Regions from separate parts of the Mus musculus genome. Here region 2 is linked to region 1. The links are chromatin loops, found by intact Hi-C in ENCODE. Cell type or tissue: left cerebral cortex. All regions are shown on one strand. Links, peaks and the distances in the headings refer to the core of each region. The heading gives the core; the rest is flanking DNA.

Region 1 (7,761 bases), core at 952-5,951:
TTTCTCCTTGGCCTTGTGCCTTCCTTCCTTCTTTCCTTTTTCTTTTCTCTAAATTTCTATGAAAATGAAGTCAACCTAGAAACACTTCTGGTGGCAGATTTTATTCTTGAGAGCCAAAAGTGATGAGTTGAATGAGAGTCAAGAGAGAGTGAGTTGAACATAAGGCTGGAGGGCAGTGTATAATACAACCTCATTGTATCTCTGAGTCCATCCATCCTTAAAGCAAGCACCAAGGCTTCTGGATTCTGTTTGTTGGATTTGGCCATCTGTCTTCTTGCAACAGAAGATTCCTAACTGACCCGGCTCCTGAACATATGAGATTAAGACAATGAAACTCAGTGTTGACTAAGGCAAGATTGGCTTCTACTCTCATCCTGTTCATGGTGCAAGAGGGACATCACTTCATAGTTGAAGTTCTTAGCTCCAAATACTGGGAGAAAAATTTCAGGTTCTTTCAACAGAGATGAACCTTATTAAGGCTCATTATAAACACAGAGTCTTGCAGCAGGACTAGTCATTGAGATTCCATGTATGGAGCCAAAACCCAGCTATAGAATTGATTAGGTAGAGACCTCGCAGCTGGCACTAGTGGTCACAGTCTTTGTTCCATGCACTGCCAACATGTGACTAAGGACTGAACATTGATAATGTACATTTGTCAGGGTTGACACTGAAAACTGACATTCCTAGAATGGATCTTAATATAGGATCTGAACTCGTGTCAAGTTAGGCTAGGGTTTATCTAATTGGAGTAGATTTGGGCACATGTCTGTACTCCTAGGACAGGGTTTCCATAGTAACCTCCACCTTATAGTAGACATCTTAAGATGAGGACTTTTTTTAACATAGGAAAGACATTCAAAGGATCTGAATCGGATGAAAGTCACATGTTGAGCATATTAGGGAAGGCCAAGTTTAAGACCAGAACATCATGAACAAAGACATGACACTTGGGAACACAACTTGGGCAAGGTTTATCAAGAAGGCTCACGCGGCATGCTTTCCCTGGAGACTAGGCAATCACATATAAGCTTATTTTCAGGCTGCGTGTGATGAGCCCATGTGCTGATTTGTGTCCTTCCCCAAAGAGAGCTCACTATGTTTATGAAATATTAAAAAAAATTCTGGAAAAGTCTACAATCCAAAATATTTCTGGTCTTCAGCAGTTTGAATAAGGGATATTCAACTTGTAGCCTCATTTTTATAGATGAGGTAACCAGGGCTCAAAAAGTCACAAGACTAACTAGCCTAAAATCACACAATGAAGTGGCAAGACCAGATAGCAGCTCTCTCCTTTTGACTGACATTGTACCCGCCTCCCCCAACTTTGGACAGATTTGTTAGATTCTGAAAAGATGTCTGCAGGTCTGTGTGCCCAGACTAATGTCAATGTGGCTTTTACTTCGTGCCAAGTGCTGAATTAGGCTATTACATCTTGCACTCTGCATGTAATGAAGTATTTGGAACATTCAGAAAAGCCAAATAACTAGCCTAGGTCTATGGAGTTCCACAACCTGTGATCTTTGCAAGATATTCTAGGACAGAGGTCTGAGGAGGGAGAGGAAGTGTGTGCTGATGAAGAGGAAGAGAATGGCTGTGTTGGGCTGTGTTGGGAAGAAATAAAGAAGACCCCAGGTGGTGGTACCGTTCTTGGGTTGAGGAAGCATAAGGCATGTGGGCAGGAAGCCCAGAGTGCCATCTGGAGTCTCATAATATCACCAAGATGCTTTCTCCCTGCAAAATGAGGACAGCAGGCCTGTGCAGGGCTGCAGACTCACAAGGATGCATCCAGCCTGTGCCTTGGAAGCTGAAGCTGGGCAGGACAATTATAAGGCAGATGGGAGCATGGGATCACGTGCTTGGTACAGAGGCAGCCAGACTCTGCTCCCATTGCAGGCTGTCAGTAGGGATGCCCCTCCTCATATTTGCTCCCTGTGGGTACTTTCTACTCTGTGACCTCCTCCTCCTCTCTCCTTCCTTTCCTTTTTAACTAAAGCTTCCATTTTCTCAAATTCCCTCTTCTGCTCTGCTGGGTACAGGGATGAACCTATGTGCCAATGATCTTCAGGCGTCCAATCTCTCTCTTCCCACCCAGCATACCTATTTCTCCTCTTCGGTTTCTCATTCTCCTGGTTTGTACCAAATGCTAGGAATGGACATCTGGGAGGAGCCAACCTTGCTCCTGGCCTCACTTCCATTCCCTCCCTCCATCTCTGGCCATCTTCCCTGTATCTCCCAGCACCCCCTTTACTCTCACAGCGCCTGCCACTTGAGATCAAAGACTCTCCAAGTTAAGTTTCCTCTGTGCCGTGTCTCTCCTCTCCTTCCTCTGGCACATTCTGGTAGATCTACTAGGCAATACCACCAGACTTAGCAACGGGAGGAAAGTCAAATCATTTTGGAATGTCTTTGGGAAGTAAAGTGGTGACTCATTTACAGCCAGTCAAAGTCTCCAGCCGCTTCCATTTGTAATGATTATTTTCACTGTCAACCTGACTCTAGTAGGAGTCACCTAGGAGACCCACCTCTTAGGATGTGAGTGAGGATACTCCAGAAAGGTTCAACTACAGAGGAAAGACTGAGGGTGGGTGGCACCGTCCTGTAGGCTGAACTTCTGAACTGAACGAAAAGGAAAAAGGGAGCCAGGGAGCTGAGCACCAGCATTCATCTCTCTCTGCTTTCTGATCATGGTCACAGTGTGACTGGCTTCCTTCTACTTACTGCTATGTCTTCCCCATTATGACGGACTATACCCTCAATCCTTGACTCAGGATAAGCTCTTCCTTCCTTAAGTTGCTTTTTGTCCCTGTTCAGGGCTGGTCTTGTCTACTCCCAGACACTGGCATCCATCAGTCTCCTCTAGGAACACCACGATAATCACACACTTGTGGTCCACCAGTCCTAGGCATCTTGAATGTAGCTGCATGTTGCTTAGTCTGGGGAATGAATTACATCCATCAGACTGACCTGTGGGAAGTCTGTAGAGGTATTTTCTTGACTGTTGATATGGGGATGTTTAGTCCACTGCCCAAGTGGTTCTGGGTTGTATCTTAAAGGCAGCTGAGCAAGCCATGGGGAGCACACCAGTAAACAACACTACTCCATGGCCCCTGCTTCTGTTCCTGTTTCCAGGTTCTCAACCTGTGTTCCTTCCCCAATGGACTGTAAGTCGTAAAATGAAATAAACTTTCTCTTCCCAAGCTGCTTTAGTTCATGGTGTTTATCATAGCAAATACGAGGCAAATTAGAGTAAGCTGTTCTTACACGTTGACTTTAGCCTTAAGAGATGGCGAACAGAGGATTTTGTCATATTGGGTTAGATTTGTGAACTACAGAACTGTGAGGTATCAAGTATGCATGCATATGTGTGTGAGGGTATATGTGCACCTGTATATGTATATGCATGCCTGCATATGTGTGTGTAGCAAGTATATGTGGACAGGTGTGTGTGTGTGTGTGTGTGTGTGTGTGTGTGTATGTGCTCATGATAGCACACATGTGAGGGTCAGAGAACAGTTTTTGAGTCTTAGTTTTCTCCTCCCACTGTGGGTTATTGGGATAGAATTTAGTCATCAGAACCTCAGTTGACTTGCTAGCTCAAATGTGATTGTCAAACTGCTGCACCCAGCATGGCCCTCAATTGCAAGCAACTTAAAACAACTTTTTTTTTTCAAAAAAGATTTATTTATTTGATTTATATGTGTACACTGTAGCTCTCTTCAGACATACCAGAAGGGGGCATCAGATCCCATTATAGATGGTTGTGAGCCATATGTGGTTCCTAGGAATTGAACTCAGGACCTCTGGAAGAGCAATCAGTGCTCTTAACCACTGAGCCATCTCTCCAGTCCATGAAGCAACTTTTAATTACCTATGCAGAAAAGAAATGTAAAGAAAATGAGATGTGGTTTTGCCTGCCTAGGATGCTACTTGGATACACAAGACACCCATCCCAGCTATGGGTGAATCAGGACCTAGCTGGTTCACTTGGTTCTCTGCTCATTTAGCATCCTTGATTCATCTCCCTTCTCATATCATGGCTTTTCCCAGCTCTGAGCTGGGCATGAGAGAAAGAGCAAAATACATCCCAGTTTGGAACTTATCCCTGAATCAAACTTCCAGAGACAATCTAATACGAGCAAGGAGAGGAGAGGAGAGGAGAGGAGAGGAGAGGAGAGGAGAGGAGAGGAGAGGAGAGGAGAGGAGAGGAGAGGAGAGGAGAGGAGAGGAGAGGAGAGGGGAGTCACGAGGCAAAGGGAGGGTCAAACTGTATTAAGGAAAACCCAATCACAGAGTATCTGGGCAATAAGCCTCGGTAGAAGCAGTATGTGAATGTGAGCTAGAAGTGTATATTTTGTATGATAATGTACAGGTTACAGGTTTCACACAGACATTCACTATCCAAACACAGAAAATGTTCAACATGTAAATATTTTGCTGCCCGCACCTAAGGCTATGCAGTAGAGTACAGGATTAAACACACGCAGATGGTTGCACATGTACTCTCTGGTGGGCAACTGACACATATGATGCTTGTTTGTGTGTATGCATGTGTGAGTGCACGCTATGACATGACTATTGAGGAAGGCAGAGGACAACCATAGATGTTGGTTCTTGCCTTCTGCTTCCTTTGAGCCATGGCCTCTTCTTGTTCTCTGCTTTGTACCCCAGGCTGCCTGGCCCCTGAACTTCTGGAGCTTCTCCTGACTTGGTCCACCCCGCCCGCCCCCCATAGGAGGGCCGGGATTATTGATGCATGCGACCCGAACAGTTTTCTGCGGGCTTTGGGAACCCAAAGGTGAGTCTTCCTGTTTGTGTGGCAAGTGATTTACCCACTGAGTGGCCTACCAGACCTTCTCTAACTGCTGAGGCCGGTATCGTTGTGGATACCACTGACATTTTGGAGGGGACAGAACACAGAGACAGTGTGAGGGAGATTGTTTCACACATTATAAAATACAGATGTGATTGTTCACAATTTCTGTCGCTATGAATTGTGACTGGAGTGGAATGGATGGATGGTAACACACCGTTGGGGCCACCCTTTGATCCAAACCCAGTTCCTATATGGGAGAGTTTGAATGCCAAATCTCCACAGTCTCAGGTTAGGGCTTGGTTGAAAGCTGATAGGCCTCTGGGGAGTCCTTAGCCTCTGATGTAATCCACAATGACTCCATCATTCTGACGTAATCTTCAATGAATAGCCTTTGATGAATCCATTGTTATTGCAAGAAGATGGGAATCAAGAGATGAGGGTTAGTTAAATAGATAAGGTTATTGAATGTATGCCATTTTGGTGGCCCTCCCTCCCTCCCTCCCTCCCTCCTCTCTTTTCCCATCATCAGGTGAACATGCTCTGCCATGTGCTTTTACCACCGTGGTGTTCTGACTCACCAGGGAGCCAGATGGCCACCGACAGAAATATCTCAGAGACCGGAACAAATAACACCCCTCCACACGTCGTCTTTCTCAGGTTATTTGTTTGCGAGGGTGATAAAGCTGACTAGCAACCTTGCATCTTTTAAGATGTACAACTGGCCCTAAGAGATGGAATTTATTGTTATTCTCCTGTTACCATGGGAGAAACTGATACATAGCCAGAGACCAAGCAAGTTCAAGGTCATGTGGCTGGGAATTTTCATGCATGCTGGCAGTTAGACTCCAGACTTGGCCCACTTTCTGTATCTTAAAGCTTGGGGGACTTCTCTTAAAGGGAGAGAGACAGACTCTTCTTTTGGTTCGTTTAGATTTTCACGTTTTACTCTGTAATGTAGCTTGGGCTGGACTAGAACTCAGTCTTCCCGCCTTGGTCTCCCAAGTGCTGGAATCACAGGCATGCACCAGCACGCCCCAACACTAGACTCTTTTGTTTGTTGTTTTATTTACATTTTTTCTTGATGAGAAAAATTAGTTTGTCCCTGTTAGTAATAATCAAATGCAATCCATAGCGAATACACATTTATTTAGTGAATATTCAACGAGCACCCGTTAGAGAAACAGAGATGCTACTGTGTTCTGGGAATAAAAGAAGCTCAGCCTATGCTCTTCTCAGATTTTATTTAAAACTTAAAGAGTTAGGTGAAACCTTAGCAGTTACTCATATATTTATTTTATTTAATTATTACCCATCTGATTTCTTTCTCAAACTGGGGCAGAAAGCAAATCCTCCCTGCTGTAGATCGTTCCTATCAGCGCCAGAGAAGTAGTGGACACACCCTGAGGGCTTGTATCCTTTGCACCCCTCAGGGATGGGGAAGACGGATGTTTATCCACGTCTGCCCACTGAGGGGAGTAGAACTGTCAAGGTTTTAGTAAGCTAACAGGCAAGAATAGGTATCTTGGCATAGGTTTTGTTGGCATTCCATCTAGGATCGGCTCCACAGTTACCTGGCAACAGCCAGGTGTGCCTGACTCACTATAAAAAGGGCTGCTTGCCTCCTCCTCATTCTCTTGCTCTTCCTCTCCTACCTCTTCCTTCTCTGTTCCTTCTCTCCCCATTCACCTGCCTCCTCTCTCTCCATGTGTTCATGGCCGGCCTCTACTCCTCTTTTCTCTTCTCTTCTCTTCTCTTCTCTTCTCTTCTCTTCTCTTCTCTTCTCTTCTCTTCTCTTCTCTTCTCTTCTCTTCTCTTCTCTTCTCTTCTCTTCTCTTCTCTTCCCTTCCCTTCCCTTCCCTTCCCTTCCCTTCCCTCCCCTCCCCTCCCCTCCCCTCCCCTCCTCTCCTCTCCTCTCTCTATCTTCTTTCCCTCCTCCTCCTTCCCTTTCCTCCTTCCTTTCCCCCTTTCTCCCTTCCTCCCCTCCTCCCTCTGTCTTTCTCTGTTTCTACTACCACCTCAACTCCCCTTCCCATGCCCTAAATAAACTCTATTCTGTATTGTACTGTCCTGTGGCTGGTACCTCGGGGGGGGGGGTATATCCCTCAGCATGGGCCCACAGAGGCACCCCCTTCCTCCACATCATACTGCACCTCCACCAAACCTATCCCTGGCTTCTTTTTTCTTTTTTTACAGAATACAACAGGTTTAACTGGTGATCTTATAAGGGATGCTTATTTGTTTCTAGTGTGAGTGCGTATCTTTACATTCTATCATCAGGTTCTGTGTCTGTCCACTTTGCCCTGCACTTTAGCCACAATGCAGCCCACACACTGCCTCTGTTCCCTTTAACTTAGTTGCTTCTTTCTCATTTTTCATTATCATAAGTCACGGGGAGAGAGACTTTCTCTGTCATGCACATCCAGGAGGAGATGTACATGTTTAATCCACTGACAAGTCTCTTCAAATGTCTGCAATTGTCTTTCCACTAACGTGGCATCATAAGATTTCTTGCTTCATTGTGATAAAAACTGCATGGTACTGGTATAGAGACAGACAAGTAGACCAATGGAATAGAATTGAAGACCCAGAAATGAACCCACACACCTATGGTCACTTGATCTTCGACAAGGGAGCTAAAACCATCCAGTGGAAGAAAGACAGCATTTTCAACAATTGGTGCTGGCACAACTGGTTGTTATCGTGTAGAAGAATGCGAATCGATCCATACTTATCTCCTTGTACTAAGGTCAAATCTAAGTGGATCAAGGAACTTCACATAAAACCAGAGACACTGAAACTTATAGAGGAGAAAGTAGGGAAAAGCCTTGAAGATATGGGCACAGGGGAAAAATTCCTGAACAGAACAGCAATGGCTTGTACTGTAAGATCGAGAATTGACAAATAGGACCTAATGAAACTCCAAAGTTTCTGCAAGGCAAAAGACA
Region 2 (7,761 bases), core at 1,418-6,417, 180 kb after region 1:
AGAACTTCGGGCAGTACACATGGTATTACAGTTTGTTTGCAAGAAGAAATGGCCAGATGTACGATTATACACTGACTCATGGGCTGTAGCCAATGGATTGGCTGGATGGTCAGGGACTTGGAAAGATCACAATTGGAAAATTGGTGAGAAAGACATCTGGGGAAGAAGTATGTGGATAGATCTCTCCAAATGGGCAAAGGATGTGAAGATATTTGTGTCCCATGTAAATGCTCACCAAAAGGTGACTTCAGCTGAGGAGGAGTTCAATAATCAAGTGGATAAGATGACCCGTTCTGTGGACAATCAGCCTCTCTCCCCAGCCATCCCTGTCATTGCTCAATGGGCACATGAACAAAGTGGCCATGGTGGTCGAGATGGAGGTTATGCTTGGGCTCAGCAACATGGGCTTCCACTCACCAAGGCTGACCTGGCTACAGCTGCTGCTGATTGCCAGATCTGCCAACAGCAGAAACCAACACTGAGCCCCAGATATGGCACCATTCCTCGAGGTGACCAGCCAGCAACCTGGTGGCAGGTTGACTACATTGGACCACTTCCTTCGTGGAAAGGACAGCGTTTTGTTCTTACTGGAGTAGATACTTATTCTGGTTATGGATTTGCCTTTCCTGCACGTAATGCCTCTGCTAAAACCACCATTCACGGACTGACAGAATGCCTTATCTATCGTCATGGTATTCCACACAGTATTGCTTCTGACCAAGGAACTCATTTCACAGCCAGAGAAGTACGACAGTGGGCCCATGATCATGGAATTCACTGGTCTTACCACATTCCCCACCATCCTGAAGCAGCTGGTCTGATAGAAAGATGGAATGGCCTTTTGAAGATGCAGTTACAGCGCCAATTAGGTGGTAACAGCTTGGAAGGCTGGGGTAGAGTTCTTCAGAAGGCAGTATATGCTTTGAATCAGCGCTCGATATATGGTACAGTTTCACCCATAGCCAGGATTCATGGGTCCAGGAATCAAGGGGTGGAAAAAGGAATAGTTCCACTTACTATCACTCCTAGTGACCCTCTAGGAAAATTTTTGCTTCCTGTCCCCATAACTCTAGGTTCTGCTGGCCTAGAAGTTTTGGCTCCAGAGAGGGGAGTCCTCCTACCAGGAGCTACAACAAACATTCCATTGAACTGGAAGCTCAGACTTCCCCCTGGTCATTTTGGGCTTCTAATGCCCTTAAACCAACAGGCTAAAAAAGGAATAACAGTGTTAGGAGGGGTGATAGATCCAGATTACCATGGAGAAATTGGATTACCTCTTCACAATGGTGGTAAGCAAGATTATGTCTGGAGTGTAGGAGATCCCTTAGGGCGCCTCTTAGTACTACCATGTCCTGTGATTAAAGTCAATGGGAAACTACAACAGCCTAATCCAAGCAGGATGACAAAGAACGCAGATCCATCAGGAATGAAGGTATGGGTCAATCCTCCAGGAAAAGAGCCAAGACCTGCTGAGGTGCTGGCTGAAGGAGAAGGAAATACAGAATGGGTAGTAGAGGAAGGTAGTTATAAATACCAATTAAGGCCACGTAACCAGTTGCAGAAACGAGGATTATAAAGTAATATGAATGCCCATTGTAAATTTACTAATGCGTTTGCGATTGTACGAGGGATAGTTATATCATGTTAGGCGTATTTACAACCTTGTTATTGTTTCATGTGAACATGAGATATTATTTGTGTCAAGTTGACAAGGGGTGGATTGTAGTGGCTATTCCTGGTTGTCAACTTGACAATATTTGGAATGAACTACAATCCGGAATTGGAAGGCTCACCAGTGACCCTTATCTGGAGGCTTGGAGATCCTTATCTGGATCTTGGTTTGAAGATCTTGAGCCATATTGGCTATGGATTCCAGAAGATTGAATCTCCGAGTTTAAGGAACACACCTTTAATCTGGGCTACGCCTTTCATCTGGGATTAAAGGTGTGGTGGAACACACCTTTAATCTGGGCTACACCTTCTGCTGGAGACAATATAAGGACATTGGAAGAAGGGAGTCTAGCTCTTGCTCCTGCTCCTTCGCCTGCTTGCTGCGTGAGACTGAGTAACTGCTAGATCCTTGGACTTCCATTCACAGCTGTGACTGAACGATTGTTGGGAATTGAGCTGCCGACTGTAAGTCATCAATAAATTCCTTTATTATCTAGAGACTATCCATAAGTTCTGTGACTCTAGAGAACCCTGACTAATACACCTCCATACATACTCATTCATACATGTGTGCCAACACATGAAATCAAGCATACACACAGGAATAAAAAACATAGGAGATCATTTTAAAGACTTTAGGCTATGATCTCCACATTACAGTTCAGAATGGAGTAGAAATACAAGGACAGTTCTGGTCAAGCTGTTTCACTGAGAAATATGAGTTGACAGAGAATAAAATAATCAGATTACCCTCTAATGAGATTACAACCAACAGGCACAGAGCTTAATAAAGTGGTAAAAAGTGTAAACAGCTCAAGTTTCTATCCAGCCCAAAGAGCAAGTAAGTTTTTAAAAGCCATCTTAACCTGAAAGTTATAGTGATAGGAAATGTTGGTTAACAGGTCAAAGTCCTGCAGCTTACTCCTGCCTTCGCCACAAAGCTCCAGCTCTAAAACACCACGGTGCTGGATCTTCAGAGCCTTTGCTACCACCTTTTCTCCTTCAGGTCTAGACCCTGCCTTTACCTCTGCAGCTTGAGGACAAACTTTTTGAGACCCAAGCCTTTCTCTCTAACAGGTTCAACCCTTCACATAGTTCCTAAGGCTCACAGCACTTCAATGAACCCAAGTTTGATGATGGGAAGAGCTAGGCTCCTCCAGGAACACTGTGTCTAGATAAAACAGGACAGCCAGAACTCAGGCTCAGGAAACTTCTCTTATAGGAATGCAGGGTGTTCACTCATTCAGTAAGCCCCGATGAAGGATGGCTCTGCTGAGGCTCTGTACCACTAAAATATATTACTAGAATGGCTTGGGCTTCATTCTGTTCCCTGTTAAGTGGAGACAGTGGTCTCTATCACAAGATGATGTATGTTAAAACCATAACAGACTCAGCCCTCCACACGAATGGAAGATATCATTGACTATTTTTATGTAACTACATTTTGAATTCTCAATCCTTCTAGAAGAATCTACATTCCTTCGGTCTGGGAAGACTTAACCTTGCCTCTGTATTTACTATATAAAGCTCTCTGCTTATGGAATCCACTAATGGCTTTTCTTTCCAGTATTTTCTCTGGTGGAAGCACCCCACTCCTTAGGATTTTCACAGGGACTGACCCGATGTCTTCATCTTCTTATGACACCTCTCCCTAAAATATATGAGTGTAGGAGGGGTGTTTGGAAGTAGGCCACTGGGGAGGAAAAGAGGAGAGAGGAAAAGCTAGTGTTTGCATGTTGCCATGGTTACAGGCATCACCTCCCTTCTGACTAGGACTTGCCCTCCCAGAAAGCCTGGTTTTAATTTCCCCTTTGAAATGAGGCCTGGGTCTTGCTGCCAATTTAGATTTCACTGGTCAGCTGTTTGGCAGATTCTCTCCCCCTGAGGCCATTTCTTCTGCCCAGACTACTCAGTGACCTTTAACGCAGCCACGTCCCTTTGGTCTAGTGGTTCTGCTGTGAGTTAGAGTAAATGGCCTTATTACTGCTACTCTCCCAAGCATCCTAAAAAAAGAATCACTCAGGCTATAGTTGCAGGATAGCGTGGGTGCCATCCTAGGAGACAAGAATGTGAGGAAACCAGCTTCTACCAAGGGAAATACTCCATGTTTTGGAAAGTGCATTATGTAGATTGACTTATACAGGATAGCGGTGCAAGAGTATGAGGGAGAGGAAAGACAATGGTTCAGGGCAGTTTCAAGAGCTGAGCTATGGGCAATGCAGTTGGATTTGCTATAGAATTTGTATAGTGTTGACAGTTTGGCTCCATCCTTTGTTAAGATTAAATGCCCAGATTGTAGCATGGGCTGCTTGGGAGGCACTGTCCACTGAGGAAGGTTTTAAGGGTCAGTGTGAGTTGGCGTGTGGGTCTTGAGAACAATGTGAATATATGAGTATCACGTTATGGAAGAGAGGTGGATGTCCAAGCAAAGAAGCTCCCAGGATATCAGAAGCCAGGGAGAAAATGGGACAAAAGTTGAAACACTGAGATCCAGAAAGGAGCTGAAGGGGGGGGCAGGTAGGCTGAGAGACTGATGGTCTACCATCCAGCCAGAGATGCTGGATTTCTTCTGGGGCCTCTTTGGATCCCAGAGGAACTTCTGAGGTGTGTAGGTGGTAGACAAGGGATCCCTTGTGCTGGCCAAACAGTAGTGTGTGTGTGTGTGTGTGTGTGCAGGCATGCATGTGGAATGGAACCTTGTAAGCTCTTCAGAGGTTCAAATGGCAACAATGGCTGGACTTTATGCTATGACACTGATGGATATGTTCATGGTTTCCTGTGTTTCACAGAAACTCTTCTCCTGCCAGCTGCCCTCAGTGGAGTCTACTACAGTCCACCTGAGAGGTTCTGTCAGTGTGGAATCCCCAGGAAGTGACTTCAGATTCCCCAGTCTTCTTTCTGGAGTCTTTCTTTGCCCTTACACAGATTTGGAAGAGACTGGAAGGAGTGGTCTTTTTTTAAGCCAAGAAACTGTCCTGTAGAGCCTTTCTTCAGTGTCTTGGGGATTTTCTCATTCTACATCAACATGACCAAGAGAGACTTTAAAAAACCCTTTCCAAGAACAAAATGATTTCTTAGAACATGGCTTCCCATCGTTCCTTTAGAGATAGAGGCCATTGACAGCTAGATAGTAACTGTCTTTGCTAAAAAGAAGGCTGTGATGTTCTCCCCTCCTATAAACACATAGAGAGCCAGGCAGGATTAGTGTGAGACTAAGATATGACAGCCAGGTCCAAGGCAGTTGAATAACTTTGTCTAAGCCTAGGGCTAGAAAATAGGCTGTGAACTTTAGACCTAGTGACATTTCTTTGTTCCTCACGTGTCATGTTACATTTGAGATCTTTACTTGCCAACCCCCAATTCTTCACTGTGTTACTGGAATATGGAGCAGAGCCTGTCCTGTGTGAACCACACTGTTCAGTATTATATGAAACATCTAAAGTCTGGGGCATATTGTGAGCAGTGTTTAACATTCCCGAACTTGAGGTCTGGCCCCCTTGGCCTGTTTTCTTTGATGCTAAGTTAAACATCAAGGCTGTAATGATAGACTATGCATGTCTTAATAGAGAATAAAAGCTGGTCATTTTGCATGTGCACAGGGAATTCCTTTAAAATAACCAAATATTAGGAGTTTATTTTTCCTTCTTAAAATAAGAAATTGATTTATCTTCAAAAGGTCCTGTCCAGAGTTTGTCTTAAACAGAGGATTTTTCAGATGCCCAGGATGTTAGCATCTGTTCATTCAGCATGTGTGAGACATAAAGCCTCGCAGCTGCCCCGGGAAGAGGCATGCTCCCTTCACTTCTGCTGGACTTCTGCAGGAACCTCCCAGCTCAGCTTCTGCCCACCTTCATCTCCTTCCTCTCCATCCCTAACCTTGGCTGAGAGCATTTCACAATACATGTCAAAACAGTCCACATTTTCCCAGTTTTATTTTGTATCTAGATCTCTCCTTCCTTCAACAGATATTGTCTGAGTAACTCACCCAGTGCCAAGTGCTTGGGATATAGCAGGAATCACACAAGATGCCAACCTTTGTTGGGTTGTCGCAGGGACCAGAGAATAATAAAGAGTAGAGACAGAGAAAGAAACCAAGATGAAGAGTGAACATAAAGTGTACTAGGGAAGGGACAGAGAAGACTTGAGAACAGAGCTGGAGAAGAACCATTATAGTATTAACAAAGTGTGGTCAGCTTAGACTACATTGAAAAAGATCTTCTGAGCCCCAACCTGTTTCACTCAGAGGTAAAAACCAGAGGACTCGAATTTTCCTATTAAAGCCTACAAGATCTAGATCCCTCACCTCCCTGACATCTCTCCATGCTACCTCCCAAGTTAGGGCTCCCTTAACTTTAGTGGACATCAACTCATCGGAGGGGTTTATTCACCCATAGATGACTACGTCTGGAGAAATCTGAGTAATTTGCAGTTTAGCTAGTAGTATTGTGTCAAAGCTAATCTATGAGTATAGAAAAAAATGTATTTTGATTAGGTAGATGGCTAATGTCAGGGTACTCTGAGTTGAGAGAAACCTTTGTACTATCTTTACAAAACTTCTGACGATCGAGAAGTTTTTAAAATGTAAGTCTTTCTCTCTCAGGCCTGGTGAGATGGCTCAGTGGTTAAAAGCACTGACTGCTCTTCAGATTTCCAGCACCCACATGACAGCTCACAACTGTCTGTGACTCCAGCATCTGCCATCTGCACACAGACATACATGCAGGCAAAACACCAATGTATATATAAAAAAATAAAAGTCTCTCTCTCTCTCTCTCTCTCTCTCTCTCTCTCTCTCTCTCTCTCTCTCACACACACACACACACACACACACACACACACACACATACTTAGCTTGACTCTACCTTCACCTTCCATGTCTTCAGATGCAATAGGACTTAAGAATGTACATCTTCAACTGGTCCCCAGGTGATGCTGATGTTATTGGTCCAAAGACACTGCTGGGAGAACCACATCTCCTAATCTTTGTTCCATCCGTGGTTACCTCTACGGAAGTACAATGACTTAGAAGGCTCACATTTGAAGTGTTCTCTTGACATGAAGAGCAGTTTTCGTAAGAAGGTTTCCTTATGGGTAAATGATGCCTTCATTTCCTCACCTTTTCAAAGTTTTTCTTCAACAGGGCCTACTCCTCTGCAGATGAAAGATGGCCACCTCTCCTTTCAATCCATTTTGCCTATTTATCACTCTTGCTTTATTTTTTCTCTCTAGTGCTAGGGAATGAGACACTTAGGTATTCGCTATTTTTGCATTTGTCTGTCTCCTACCAATCCCTGTCTTGGAGATATAAATGCCCTGAGGGCCTTTCCATCACAGTCACTGCTATGTCCTAGACACTTAGAATAATCCTTCCAATGTAGCTGATCACTGAATATCAGTGCCCTGCATGGGTGTCAGGGAACTCAGTAGAACTGTCCATAATACTTGGTGTGGAAGTTGTTTAAAAGAGCTCAGATTAAAGGCTCAAAAACATCTGGGCTCCAATACCTTTTCAACCACATGTTCCCTACCTAACCAAATACCTTTCTTCAACTCAACTGAGGAATCCTGGCTATACCGAGTCCTGAGGAAATGGGAAGATCTAATGCAGTGCTTCAAATAGAGTGCCTAGCACAAAGCCAGGCACCTTGTAATCTTTGTCTGTGTCAGCTATAGTTTCACTCTGCAAACTTGATCTCCATGATAATGCTAAGCATCAGCTTGGATAAAATTCAATTTTGAAAGGTAAAGCCTTTCTTTAGGGCTTGTGGGAAGTGAATAACACTATAGAATGATCTTCAAGCAACCCAGAGAAGAGACATCTTCACATATTCTCAAATGCTTCCAAGTGTTTGGTTAGTGTGCACATTCTCTCTATGTTTGCTGAGAATCAGTCTATAGAGCTATGAAATCAGAATCTCTAAGGAGGACTCCAAACCATAGATGGAAATACCTTCACTGGGCTTCTTGAACCAGCTTGTGACTAAATAACATAATGTATATTCTTATACTTTATTTATAAGTATATTAAATATATGAGATCCCATTTCATTTGATATAAAATACTTATACAAGCAATATACAACATGGGCA

Evidence for each region. Hi-C counts contacts between places; a loop is a spot of excess contacts. Peaks named below come from ENCODE experiments on the same cell type or tissue, not always from the same donor. Only the 100,000 strongest peaks of a DNase experiment are listed, where the experiment ranks them.
Region 2: a loop joins it to region 1, with 3 times the contacts of the local background. A loop is called at or near these places in 2 of 42 quality-filtered maps.

Annotation. Positions count from the first base shown.
Region 1 is chr10:84,352,182-84,359,942 of GRCm38, reverse strand. No RefSeq gene overlaps it. Among named protein-coding and RNA genes, the nearest start is that of Gm46201, 20 kb to the right of the region's middle. In left cerebral cortex, for the core only: a CTCF peak has its summit at 3,740 (motif pointing right); DNase peaks (open chromatin) are centred at 1,372, 1,731, 2,222, 5,422 and 1 more place; H3K27ac peaks cover 3,473 bases.
Region 2 is chr10:84,168,833-84,176,593 of GRCm38, reverse strand. No RefSeq gene overlaps it. Among named protein-coding and RNA genes, the nearest start is that of Gm40727, 62 kb to the right of the region's middle. In left cerebral cortex, for the core only: no CTCF peak of the experiment used is centred there; DNase peaks (open chromatin) are centred at 2,930, 3,398 and 3,665; H3K27ac peaks cover 2,650 bases.